Regions from separate parts of the Homo sapiens genome. Here region 2 is linked to region 1. The links are chromatin contacts, found by Hi-C or POLR2A ChIA-PET in ENCODE. All regions are on one chromosome and are shown on one strand. The core of a region is the stretch at or near the end of the contact, and the rest is flanking DNA. Distances in the headings are between cores, read along the strand shown.

Evidence for each region. A loop is a pair of places that touch in the nucleus more often than their neighbours do. ChIA-PET counts read pairs that join two places held with the same protein, here RNA polymerase II (POLR2A). Pooled maps may share reads with other maps.
Region 2: a loop to region 1 is called in a map of naive thymus-derived CD4-positive, alpha-beta T cell, with 19 times the contacts of the local background. The contact joins the promoter of LSM14A here to the enhancer-like site in region 1. A Hi-C loop is called at or near these places in 1 of 168 maps with a recorded cell type or tissue (naive thymus-derived CD4-positive, alpha-beta T cell), 1 of 37 single-sample maps with no recorded cell type and 8 of 50 pooled maps. POLR2A ChIA-PET finds 5 or more read pairs at or near these places in 1 of 52 experiments (activated CD4-positive, alpha-beta T cell).

Annotation. Positions count from the first base shown.
Region 1 is chr19:29,841,721-29,848,456 of GRCh38, reverse strand. No RefSeq gene overlaps it. Among named protein-coding and RNA genes, the nearest start is that of CCNE1, 33 kb to the right of the region's middle. RefSeq lists silencers at 3,288-4,057, 4,088-4,247. Within about 2 kb of position 3,461, at least 32 of the 41 ENCODE cell types and tissues checked have a DNase peak (open chromatin) inside an H3K27ac peak, as active enhancers do.
Region 2 is chr19:34,169,911-34,176,646 of GRCh38, reverse strand. LSM14A (LSM14A mRNA processing body assembly factor) reads right to left here and starts at 4,143. Exons shown (of 10, transcript NM_015578.4): 1 at 3,884-4,143. The coding sequence starts at 4,004.

The sequences.
Region 1 (6,736 bases), core at 2,212-4,711:
CCAAGCACCTCCCTTCCTCTCCCTGGTCCTAGCTCTGCAAAAGTATACACGTATTTAATTTCACTGTAACTGGCCACACACTCACTCACAAGTGCATGGGACTCCCTCTCTCATCCATCCACGCCAGCACTTCACATCATCTGGCTTGCTGAGTTGTATCAGCTCGTGGGGCAATGTGACATCTCATTCCTTCCCCTTGCCTTCTTCTGACTGCCAGTGAGAATGAGCCTCTCTGGATACCTCAGTCATTCTGATTTTTCTTTCTGTGAACGGCATATATATATCTGGCCCATTATCATTACTATTATTATTATTATTTTGAGACAGGGTCTCACCATGTCACCCAGGCTGGAGTGCATTGGCGCCATCTCAGCTTATTGCAACCTCCGCCTCCTGGGTTCAAGCGATTCTTGTGCCTCAGCCTCCAGAGCAGCTGGGATTACAGGTGCACACCACCACACCCCCGGTTCATTTTTTTTTTTTTTTTTTTTTTTGTATTTTTAGTAGAGACAGGGTTTCATCATGTTGACCAGGCTGGTCTCGAACTCCTGACCTCAAATGATCTGCCCGCCTTGGCCTCCCAAAGTGCTGGGATTACAGGCATGAGCCACCGCACCCGGCTGCCCATTATTTTTTAAATTCGGTTTCCTATCTCTTTCTCTTTTGTGCTGATTTTCAGAAGCTCCTTGTGTATTCTAGTTATAGCCTTTTGTTCATTTAAAACATGGATAATATCTTCTAGCTTATCACTCATATGTTAATTTTGTCTGTAGCAAAGCAACATTTTTTCATTTTGGTGTAGTCAAAATCCATCACGTCTCACCTTTCAGCTTATGATTTGGAGGTCATGAGAAATCCCTTCCTATCACAGAAATATTATATGTTACCATATATAACTGAGTTTATGCTGTACTCTCCAAACTATTCCACTTACCTGTTTTTCTGTACCAATATCACCTTATTTTAATTACTATGCCTTTGTAATCCGTTTTAATGCCTGTTGAATAAGAGTTCCCTTTGTCCTCTTTCAAGATTGTCTTAGCAGATCATGGATTTTTATTCTTCCTTAAAAGTTAAGAATCAAGTTTCTCAAGTTCCAAAATAATTGGGCTGGAATTTTTACTGAAATTGCAATGCATAGTTAGATCATGTAACAGAAAATTTACATTCCTTCAAGGTTAAGACATTATCTCACTATTTATGTATTCAAGCCTTTTTAAACAAAATCTATATATTAGAATTTCAGGTTTTTCTCCTTAAAGATTCTGTGCATTTTTTTATTAGGTTAATGCATAAATATTTCAGTATCATGCAGAATACCTTATTTTTATTACTCACAATACGTGTATTATTTTTGGGGAGGAACCCATTACTGACTTTATATTCTGACCTTTATTATTATTATTATTGAGACAGAGTTTCACTCTGTAGCCCAGGCTGGAGTGCAGTGGTGTGATCTCGGCTCACTGCAACTCTGCATCCCACGTTCAAGCGATTCTCTTGCCTCAGCCTCCCCAGTAGCCAGGATTACAGGCACACGCCACCATGCCCGAATATTTTTTGTATTTTTAGTAGAGATAGGGTTTCACCACGTTGGCCAGGCTGGTTTCGAACTCCTGACCTCAAGTGGTCCGCCCTCCTTGGCCTCCCAAAGTGCTGGGATTACAGGTGTGAGCCACCGCACCCAGCCTCTGATCTTTAATAGAAGAGGGTTGGCCGGGCGCGGTGGCTCACGCGTGTAATCCCAGCACTATGGGAGGCCGAGGTGGGCGGATCACGAGGTCAGGATATCGACACCATCCTGGCTAACATGGTGAAACCCCGCCTCTACTAAAAATACAAAAAATTAGCTGGGCATGGTGGCGGGTGCCTGTAGCCCCAGCAACTCGGGAGGCTGAGGCAGGAGAATGGTGTGAACCCGGGAGGCAGAGCTTGCAGTGAGCTGAGATTGTGCCACTGCACTCCAGCCTGCGTGACAGAGCAAGACTCCGTCTCAAAAAAAAGAAAAAAAAAAAAGAAGAGGGTCTCACTATGTTGCCCAGGCTGGTCTTGAACTCCTGGCCTCATGCAATCCTCCTGCCTCAGCCTCCCACAGTGTTGGGATTACAGGCGTGAGCCTCCACACCTGGCCCTATTCTGACCTTAAACTACCTTTGTGCAACTCTCTCATTAGGTTAATTTTTCTGTTGATTCTTGTTTTCTATGTCGATGATCATCACTTGACAATAACAGTGCTTTCATTTTGCTTCCGATCCTTCTATCACTCACTTTTCTCATCCCATTGCACTGGACAAGACTTGCAAGTACCAGGTTGAACAGTGGCAAGGCCAGACAGAGGGCACCCTTGTTTTTTTTTTTTTGAGTTGTAAAAAGATGGAGAGCTTTGGCTTTCAGCCTACTGCTTAAAGAAGAAAAATGCAATCATTAGAAATTAGATCTTGAGAAAGATCCCTGCGACTGCCCGTGAAGGCGAGACTTAAGAGTAGTAAGCCAAGAGGCAGAAAGATCGGTCGCCTACGAGTCCAGGTGAAGCATCATGTGTTTCAGACCAGGGCCGTGGAGACAAGTGTAGCAGAGAATTGTGGGTCGGGTGGGGTGGAGGAAGAACTGATGGGATTCTGGGACAGATCAGAGGGAGGAGAGTGAGGAGTCAAGACGGAAGCGCTATCTGGGGCTTGCCTGCCACTGAGCAGACCGTGATGCCACTCCCTGAGGAGGAGACCCAGGGTGAAACGAGAAGGAAGAAGGACTTCACTGCACACACGTTGACTCAGAAGGGCCGTGGAACACCCGGCCGGCGGGGAATACGGAGCTCAGAGCAGCGGGCTGCGCGGGGGCGTAAAAATGTGGCTGTCAGGGGTCCAAACAGCATCAATGTTCAGAAAGCACGTGGAAAACAGTTTAGCTACTGTTAGAACTATCAGGATCATCCGCATGCAGGTAGGCGTTAAAACCTAGGATGGACGAGATCTGCCAGGGGCAGCCCAGAAGCCAAAGGGGCCGAGACCTAAGCCCCTGGAGGCAGCAGCTAGAGGGGCAGAGACAGCAGGAAGGGGGCCCCGGTGGGTCAAGGAAGGAGTACCAAGGAGGAGTGGCTCTGCCATGGACGCAGAGGAATCTGGGAGTGACGGCGCCTGTCCGCGCTCTATCCCGTTCTGCCTGCCGAGGGCAGGGCCAGCGCAACGCAACCTGCAAACCCGCCTTCGGCTGCTGCGAGGCACTCAGATCTCGCCGCGAAGAAGACGCCACGGCACAGTTGAACTACAGACCCCGTCCACCGCTGTTCCGGCCCCGCCCCTCTCACATTGCGGGCCTCTCAGCGCCCCTACGCACAGCACGGCCCGCCCACCGCCGCCCTGGCCCCACCCACCCCGCCGCAGGCCCCGCGGAGCTCCGACGCACAGCCTGTCCCCGCCCACTGTTGCTCTGGCCCCGCCCCTCTCGCCGGGGGCTTCTCAGAGCACCTACGTACAGCCAGGCCCAGTCCACCAACCGCCCTGGCCCTGCCCCTCCCGCAGTGCGGGCCCCTAAGAGCCCCTGTGCATTGCCAGGCCCCGCCCCTCACCGCCCTGACACCGCCTTTTGCGGTGCGGGCCGCTCAGAACCCCCCCGCAAGGGGCGGCCCCGCCCCTACCTCTCCGGCCCCGCCCCTACCTCTCCGGCCCCGCCCCTACCTCTCCGGCCCCGCCCCTAACTCTTCGGCCCCGCCCCCACCTCTTCGGCCCTGCCCCTCCCGCGGCGCGCGCCCGGAAGTGCTCCCGCGCCCTGGCAGCGCGGACACAGCGGAGTGGCTGGGCCAAGCCCGCCCAGGGAGGCCGTGGCTCGCTCCAGTCTCCCGGGTGGGGCGGGGGGCGTCCGGGCGACGTGAGGCCGCGCTCGGGCCCCCAACCCCCAGCATCCGCCTTGGCCAGGCTGCAGACGCGCGGCGCGGGAGACGCGGGGCGGGGAGACGCGGGGCGGGGCGGGGCGGGGCAGCGCATCACGTGGGTAAACACGGCGCACGTGGAGCGCAGCCTGAGCTCTAGGGCGGGGCGGCAGTCCCAGCCCTTGAGCCCGGGCTGTGCCGGTCCCAGGCCCTGGGGAGCCGGTGAGGCGTGGGCGCAGGCCGGGGTCCGCGTTGGCCCAGCTGAGCCTCAGTTCATTCTGTTAAAACGTTAATAGGCCAGCGCTGTGGGAGGCCAAGGCAGGAGGATCGCTGTTGGCCAGGGGTTCCAGACCAGCCTGAGCAACACAGGAGATCTCATTGGTACAAAAAATAATAAAAAATGTTGCTGGGTGTGATGGTGCCCACCTGTAATCCCAGCTACTTGGGAGGCTGAGGTGGGAGGATCGCTTGAGCTTGGGAGTTCGAAGCTGCAGTGAGCGCTGATCGCACCACTGCACTGCAGCCTGGGTGACAGAGACCTTGTCTCCAAAACAATACGTAAAAAATAAAACCAAACTAGCCACGCAAACACTGACGTTGGCTCAGCCTGCCAGGCCCTGCCCAAGGGAACATGATAACCCTGTCAGGTGGGCACCATCCTATTTCACAGAAGGGGAAAGTGGAGGCCAAGGCGGTTAAGAAACTTGCCCAAAGCACTTGGCTGGAAACCGGTGCAACGCAGGTCCGACCTTTTGCAGCGAGGCCCCTTCGTGCTTTGGCCTCGGCCTGCATGACAGGGGCACTGGCAGTCGGGGACGCTGGGGGTCAGCTCCTGGCGTCCTGCCCCTGCCCCTCAGGGCCGGCCTGGCCTGGTACGCTCGGCGGGGCTGGTTTCCCCGTTTGTGCAATGGAGTAGCAGAGGTGCCGCCTCCAGAGGAGGCTCAGAGGCGGCCCTCCCCAAATCGTGGCGATAGCTTCCGCCGGGCGTGGTGAGAATGGAACTGGCCGGGGCCTCGGGCCCCAAGTCGCTGCTCACCGGACTGCCGCCCCCTCCTCCGGGGCCACCCTGTCTCCTCCCAGAGGTGGGGGATGGGCAGAGCCCCGTGCAGGGAAGGCGTCTAGAGCACGCGTGGGCTCCTTCCAGGAGCTGGAGCTGACTTCTACCCAGGCCGGCCTCCCTCCTCTCCCCTCCTCCTCTTCCTCTCCCTTTTCCTCCTCCTCCTCTGCCCATGCCGCGTGACCAGGAGGCGCCGCATTCAGAGTCGGCCCCAGCCTGGGGCCAGCCAAGCTGTCAGCCCGGACTGGCGGCGGAGGAGGCCTGGGAGGGGCCCCTGGGAGGGGGCAGAAGTGCTCAGAATTCCTAGGAAGCGCTTGTCCCGGCAGAAGAGCTAAGCTGCCGAGCTTCAGCGGGGCAACGCATGCCCTATGCAGGCCTATGTGGCCAGGGCCACCCCAGGGCCAGAAACCCCAAAAGCTGATGACTGGGCCCCAACCCTCAGTTGGATTTTGGGAGTCCTATGAGCTGGTTAATGAGAAGTCCTATCAACCAGCCCCGGGCTTCTCATGCAGTGTCTTGTCACAGGCCCTGAAGCCAGGCCCCATGTGGGACCTTGCGCAAGTTGCGGGACCTTGGGCAAGTTGCAGGACCTCCCTGTTTCTCAGTTTCCTCTTCTCTAAAATGGGGCCAGTGATCATTCCCACCCCATAGGATTGTGAGAAAATGAAATGACTAAACAGGAGTAAAGCCAGGGCGGCAGTTCTTCCCTCAAGGTTAGTTTTATGGATGTTTCCACGGAAGCTCCTTCAAACAGCGTCTTGCCCGGTGCACTCACTGAGACACATCAGAGCAGCGACATAGGCCTGGGTGGGGGCCTGGAAGCTGAGCTCCCCAGCTGGCCCCCTCCCAGTTCACATACCCCCTGGCCAGCCTCAGCATGCCCTTCTCTGATAATGCCTGTTTTCTCCCCTCCACCCCCGGCCCAGGACCAAGAGCCAAACAAGTTTGGCCACACTTGTCCTTTATTCCACTACAAGAGGGCAACTCTACCCCGAATGGGTTTGTGGGTGGCAGACAGAGGCTTTGTGCATGAGAAGCCCAGACCTGGGGCTTTGGCTAGTGAAGACCTTCCTGGTCTCTGTTTTTTTCTCTCCAGGGTCAGGGTCCTGAAGGTTGGACCTTACGGTGTTGGTTTAAGGAAGAGGAAAATGGAAATCCAAACACAGGGAGATCTAAGAGACACCAGAGAGGGAAACTAGGGGCCTTAGGGGTGAGGCAGACCTCAACTGCGAAAAGTCCCCAGGGGGCTGCTCCCACCCCTGAGGCCAGGTGGCAGGCAGGCTTCCCCACACGGTCATGCGGAACCTTCCCCATATCCCGGGCCTGGCACAGAGGCCAGCACGCTGGAATTAGAGACGCTGAGGGGATGAATGACAGTGGCCACACAACTGCAGCAAGAAGAATCCTGCTGTGGGAAGCAGGATTTTTGCAGCTGTTCCAGAGCATGCTCCCATCTCTGCAGTCACCCATGCTTTGGGAGAGTCTTTATTGTTTCTGTACTTGCTGCTTTTGCCAACCCAGCATCCCTTCCCCTTTTCTGCAGAGCCAGGTAGTTCAGATGGACCTATTCCAACTCTGCCCCAGAGACTGACACCTGACACATGCCTGGCTAATCACAGCACTGCATTCCTCTGGCCACAGTGATTAGAGAAGGGATGGGCATGTGACCCAAGCTGGACCAATGAGAAGCATCCCCAGGACTTTTGCTGGAGAGTCTGGGTAGGAGGTACTTGCTGGGAGGAATATCTGCCTGGAGACACTGTTCTCTACTGGCAAATGCCACGTGGAGAACAAAGTCGGCACAGTCAGCTTTC
Region 2 (6,736 bases), core at 2,894-5,393, 4.3 Mb before region 1:
TATTCATGATGGAATATTATGAAACAATAAAAGCTAAAAATAAAATATATACAACACAATCCTATTTACATAAAGTTAAAAATGGGCAAAATTAAACTCTATTATTTAGAGATGTAAACTTATATGGTAAAACTATAAATGTCAGAAGAACATTTATATCTAGCTTAAATTAAGATGGTGATAGTTGTGATGGGAAAATATAGGTGGTGGGAGGCTTCTGGGATGCTGGCAATGTCTGTCTTGCCCTGGGTGGTGGTTACAAAGATGTTTGTTTAAAAATATTTCATTTTTATCTTATGTATCTTTTCAGCCTGTGTAGTTAGGTTTCCCAATAACACTCTCCCTGAGAAATTAAAAAAAAAAAAGTTCAAAAGAGAATGCTAAGACTGTTACTCAAAGAGATTAACTCTTAATCCATAGTTTAAAAACAGTAACAGGGATCTCTACATCCAAATACACACTGTATTATAAATTCCATGAATAAACTTTTGGCTTCAGGCCGGGTGCAGTGCCTCACACCTGTAATCCCAGCACTTTGGGAGGCCAAGGTGGGTGGATCATCTGAGGTCAGGAGTTTGAGACCAGCCTGGCCAACATGGTGAAACCCCGTCTCTACTCAAAATACAAAAATTAGCCAGCTGTGTTGGGCGCCTGTAGTCCCAGCTACTCGGAAGGCTGTGGCAGAACTGCTTGAACCCGGGAGGTGGAGGCTGCAGCGAGCCAAGATCGCACCACTGCACTCCAGCCTGGGCAAGAGCAAGACTCTGTCTCAAAACAACAACAAAAAAAAACGAAAACAAAACAAAACAAACACTTTTGGCTTTAATCTTTTAGACTACCATTCTTCGTTCAAATTTTGAAATGGAAGGTGAAATTTTCTGATATCGAATTACTCAACAAGTCATGTAAATTTTAAAATTTTAAGATTGAACTCCTTGCTTCTAATCTTGAAATCTGAAATGTGTCCAGTATTGACTAGACAGTTATAATGTAGTTTTCGATTAGATAATATCATGTAGACTAATATATAAAGGTTTGATAATGTCAGTTTTTGCGAACATAATCAAATTCCCCAAACTGGTTACACATTTAACTCATGTTGCTTAAGAAAAAGCAGCCGGGTGCGGTGGCTCATGCCTGTAATCCCGGCATTCTGGGAGGCTGAGGCAGGTGGATCACTTGAGGTCAGGAGTTCAAGACCAGCCTGGCCAATATGGTGAAAGCCTGTCTCAACTAAAAAATACAAAAATTAGCCAAGCGTGGTGGCACGCGCCAGTAATCCCAGCTACTCAGGAGGCTGAGGCAGGAGAATTGCTTGAACTTGGAAGGCAGAGGTTACAGGGAGCCAGGATTGTGCCACTGCACTCCGGCCTGGGCAACAGAGTGAGACGCCATCTCAAAAAGAAAAAAAAAAAAGAAAAAGAAAAAGCATATAATGATGTGGGATGAAATATCAAAGCCATGAGTACAAACATAAATTCAATGATTAAAAAAATTTTTCACTGCTATATTCATATATTTATCAAGTCATGACACAAAGAACAAATTTATATTTTATGTCATTATGTCATATGAATTTAACTATTACAGACTAATGAAATACTGACTCTAAAAGCTGCTGAAAAGTTTTTTAAAATGTGGGTTGTTAAAATGTAGACTTTTGGGGTTCCTGCATAAAAGGATATGTTCGTAGTTTTTAAAAAAGAACAAAAATACTTTAAAATTTTCAAATGTATTTTTTTTCTTTGTGAGGAATAAAGGTAACACAGCCAACTTATTGAGTCACTAAGCTGGCAAGACACTTTTAAATTCAGATTAGGTAAAGCAATACTTTAAAACAAATTTATTAAACCACTTTAATGAGAAATTATTTTCAACCCATATCTGGCTCTCACCCAGCACTTTTCATAATTTCATAAAGAGAGGCTTTTTCATAATTTCAAAAAGCCAGAAAAACACTATACAGCTAAGTAACTATTGTATAAAAAATATAAAAATAAATTCAAAATAAGGCCAAGCAAAAACTAAGTTACTTAAGAAGCATCACTGGGAAAGTCTTTAATAAACACCAAATACCATCCATCATACATCCTATAGCCGATTTCTAACCGCCAAGTCTACAGGTGTTTTAATGAGGTAATGTGTCACTGCATAATGTTTCACAAGGTGAAGAGGGAAATGTGGGGGTACTCCCTGGTTTTTCATACTACTTTTAAAATTAGACTTGGTGATTTTAAAAAGTGTATAATTCAATGATCTTCAGCAAATTTGCAGAGTTGTGCAACTATCACCATCTCATACTACTCCTTTATGGTGTACAGTTCTGTAACATCAAAAGGTTCCCTACCCAGGTATAAGATTTGTCCCAACACCAGGGCTATTAAAAAGATTTACCAGAGGCTGGGCGCGGTGGCTCATGCCTGTAATCCCAGCACTTTGGGTGGCCGAGGCGGGTGGATCACCTGAGGTCAGGAGTTCGAGACCAGCCTGGCCAACATGGTGAAACCCCGTCTCTACTAAAAATACCAAATTAGCTAGGGGTGGTGGCAGGCGCCTATAATCCCAGCTACTTGGGAGGCTGAGGCAGGAGAATCACTTGAACCCGGGAGGCGGACGTTGCAGTGAGCCGAAATCATTGCCTTTGCACTCCAGCCTGAGCAAAAAGAGCTAAACTCCATCTTAGAAAAATAAATAAATAAATAAATAAATAAAGGATTTACCAGAGCATCCAAGAAATATTATTAAATACTTGATCCCGTGAAACCACTCCCCTATCTGTTAACGATTTTTAAAATTTTACAGATTTCGAAAATCTTCTTCTTTATCCTTGGACCTAACCTATCCACAGGGTCCCTAACCATGCTATGCAGTTCCCACCTCTACCAGAAGTGCTGGGAAAATCACCTAGGTTATCTAGCTTCCCTCAAAGTATTTTACACTGTTGTGAGATTTCCTTTAAGATTCAGGAGCTAAAGTTTATTTTCTTTCTGGTTTCCTGGCGGAGCAAAGGCCCTGCACGTGTGAACGGAAACAAAACCCACACAGACTCTAGGGATGCCAAATATTAACACTGTGGGTAGGGGCACCTTCCTTCTCGGCCGAATTCCCTTTCCCAGAGAGCCTCCAGAGGGATCAGTCAACGCCCACTGAGCCTGGATCAAAGGTCAAGCTTGCCTGGTCAAGAAGGATCCTGGATCAAGCTTGAACCCGTTTCCAGAAACAGGGGCGTCGGGGCAGCAGCAAGCATTTTTACCACGCGCCCTAATGAGGTGGTTGCACAACAGGCTTTGAGGATTCCGGTTTAACAGGTAAATACCAACAGAGGATGAGCCGAGGGAGATGGGATCTGCTCCACGGCATCGATGGCATTTCGAGAATGTCTGCGTCGCAGAGCAAACCCAAAGTTTTAGCACATTACTCAAGAGTTCACCAGAGGAAGATCGCCACGAATTGAAATGAACAAAGTGAGAAAATGGGTGCTGTGTAGTCAACGCATCCGCGATGAACTCAAGCTGGGCGGAAAAATTCTTTGAATACTCCGGCTTTGTTTTGTGCTAAGACGGCAGAAGCCCCGAATTTCGGAGTTGGAAGACGCGTTTCTCCGTGTTCTCCGGCCCGTTCTCGGACTTCAGGGCCGCCCGCCGCGCACTCAGTCCCGTAGTTCCCCGGGCTTCAGGCGCGGACATTCCGGGGGGCGGAAACCAGGGAGCCGCGGGGAGGCCGCGGTCCGGCCCGCGACGCCGGGGCCCGGAGAAGGGAGGCGAGAGGCCTCCCGGAGCTCGACGGAGGGAGGGGAGGGAACGAGGAGGCCGCGGGCCGGAGCGGGGAGCAGCCCCGAGCGGCGCCCGGCTCGGCCCCCACCCTGAGGCCCGGTCCCGCGTACCTTTGGCAAGGGCTACGGTGGAGTTTTCGGTGTCGATGGTGTAGAGGATGCCCTCGTAGCGGATCTCCGCCTTGGAGATGAGGCTGATCTTGCTGCCGATGTAAGGGGTGCCCCCGCTCATGGCGCCGCCGCCGCCGCTCCCAGCTGCTCGCAGAGAGGCAGATCCCACGCCACTGTCGCCCGCTCCGCACGCCCGCTCGCTCCGTCGGCGCCTACAGCAGCCGCTTCAGACCCAACATGGCGGCGGCGCCGGCTCCGCTACCCTCCCCCAGCCTCCCGCCCTCAAGCCGCGGCGCGGCGGCGGCGGCGGCGGCGGCAGCGGCGGCGGCGCGGGGCATGCTGGGAGGGCGAGGCCGCGCTCTCGCGAGACTTGGCCGGCTACTGGTGGCTCCCGGCTCATTCGTGGCCTCGGGAGTCCCGGCAGCGCTTGTTGGCCTGGACTACGGTGGTGGTCTTGGGGCCGCGTGAGAGGAACTTCGGGGACCGGCTGAGTGCCTCGTGGCACCCGCTTGCTGCGGGCTGGAGAGGAGGCGCGCGGCCTTCCTTTTGACTCAGGCCGTGGCCGCCTTGTCGTGGGTCCTGTGTCTTTGCCGACGCGGGGCCCTCGGCCTGGAGCGCTGCCCACCCGCCTCCGAGCTGTGGCGAGCCGCTGCTCATCCTTCTAAGACGCTGAACCTGCACCTCGTGGAGCTCCTACGGCTCCATTACCGCAGTCATCGCCCGGGGAGCTTCCCCCGAGGCTGCCCCTGGAGCTGGGGCTCTCACAAGGACTCAAGTGTTTCAGCCCCTTCCTGTCCCGCTCATTCAGCCGGTCTGAACCAGTTTCATGGCTTGCAACGCCATTGTAACTCACTAATCCCAATTATCAGTATGTAGCTTGGATCAATTCCGTGAACCAGGGTTTCTGTCGAATCTCAAACGTTAAGGGTCCAAAGCCATGCTCCCTGTTTCCCCTCTAACCTGCTCCTTCACCACCGTTCCCTATTTGATGTAAACGGTACCATTTTTACTCAGCTGCTCAGACTAAAAGCCGTGAGTCAGCCTTGCCCTGTCTTGCTTCCACATCTGTTCTGACTACACCTCTCCGTTATGTATACACAATATATCCTAAATCTGACTTCTCATCTCCATTCCTACACTTCTCCCACAAGCCACGATTACTCGGGCTGAATTATTGCAGTAGCCTTCTAAAAGTTGCCTCTGTGTCAACTCTTGCCCCCAGTACTTTATTCTCAATACAGCAGCCAGAGAGATCTTCTTAAAATCTAACTCAGGGCTGGGCGCAGTGGCTCACGCCTGTACTCCCAGTACTTTGGGGGCCCGAGGCGGGCGCATCACCGGTCAGGAGTTCGAGACCAGCCTGGCCAACATGGTGAAACCCCGTCTCTACTAAAAATATAAAAAAATTAGCCAGGCGTGGTGGCGCGCGCCTATAGTCTCAGCTACTTGGGAGGCTGAGGCAGGAGAATTGCTTGAACCCAGGAGGCGGAGGTTGTGGTGAGCCGAGATTGTGCCACTGCACTCCAGCCTGGGCGACAGAGCGAGACTCCGTCTCAAAAAAAAAAAAAAAAATCTAACTCAGATCATGTCCTTCCTCTACTCACTCTACTGATCCCATGTTACACAGAGAGAAAACCAGACTTTGGTGTCTAAGGATATACATGATTTAGCTTCTCGTTCTGTTCCAGTCGCGTCTAATTCAACCAGTACTTGAGCACTTTATTCCAGTCTCTGCTCAAGCATCACCTCCAGAGATGACGTCCCTGACAGCCTTGTTTAAAATAATACCACTCATCTCCTTAACTCAGCTTGTATTTTCTTTATAGCATGTATCTCTCTCAAGTATGTCTGTTTAATTATTTGTATGTATCTGTCTCCTTCACTAGAATGTAAACATTTTGAGATAGTGATGTTGTTTTGGTTGCTGCCGTATCATCAGGGGCCTAGTAACAGCACGTGGCTCAGGGCAGCTGCTCAGTTAATATTTGCTGCATGAATGAACAGCAGGATGAAGGCAGAGCACAGGCAGGACGGTGAGCTGAGTGAGCAAATGGCGAGAAGCCTGGCATCATAAGAGAGGGACACAGGAGAGAGACAGAGCTCTGATGGGGCTGGTGCACAGTGGCTACAAAGAAAGGTTTGGAAATCCCTGTTTCAGTACAAGGTCCATGCGAGGAAGTTGAATTATTTGTTTTTGTTTTTTTGAGACAGTCTCACTCTGTCACTCGGGATGGAGTGCAATGGTGCCATCTCGGCTCACTGCAACCTCTGTCTCCTCTGTTCAAGCGATTCTCCTGCCTCAGCCTCCCGAGTAGCTGGGATTACAGGCGCATGCCACCACGCCTGACTGATTTTTTGTATTTTTAGTAGAGATGGGTTTCACCATGTTGGCCAGGCTGGTCTTGAACTCCTGGCCTCAAGTGTTCACCTGCCTTGGCCTCCCAAAGTGCTGGGATTACAGGCGTGAGCCACCGTGCCCGGAAATTCTTTCAAGGCTAAATAATATCCCTTTGTATGGACATACCATATTTTGTTTATCCATTTATCAGTTGATGAACATTTGGGTTGTTTTCACTTCTGCTATTATAAATATCCATGAGTACCTCTATGAACAAGTTTTTGTGGGAACATGTGTTTTCAATCCTCCTAAGAATGAAGTAGTTGAGCCATATGGTAACTCAGAGTTTAACTTTTTGAGGAACTGTCAAACTGTTTTCCAAAGCAGCTACACTATTTTACATTTCCACTGGCAATTGTATGAGGGCTCCAATTTTCTCCACAGCCTCACCAACACCTATTATTGTCTATCTTTTTTTGTTTGTTTGTTTGAGACGGTGTTTCGCTCTTGTTGCT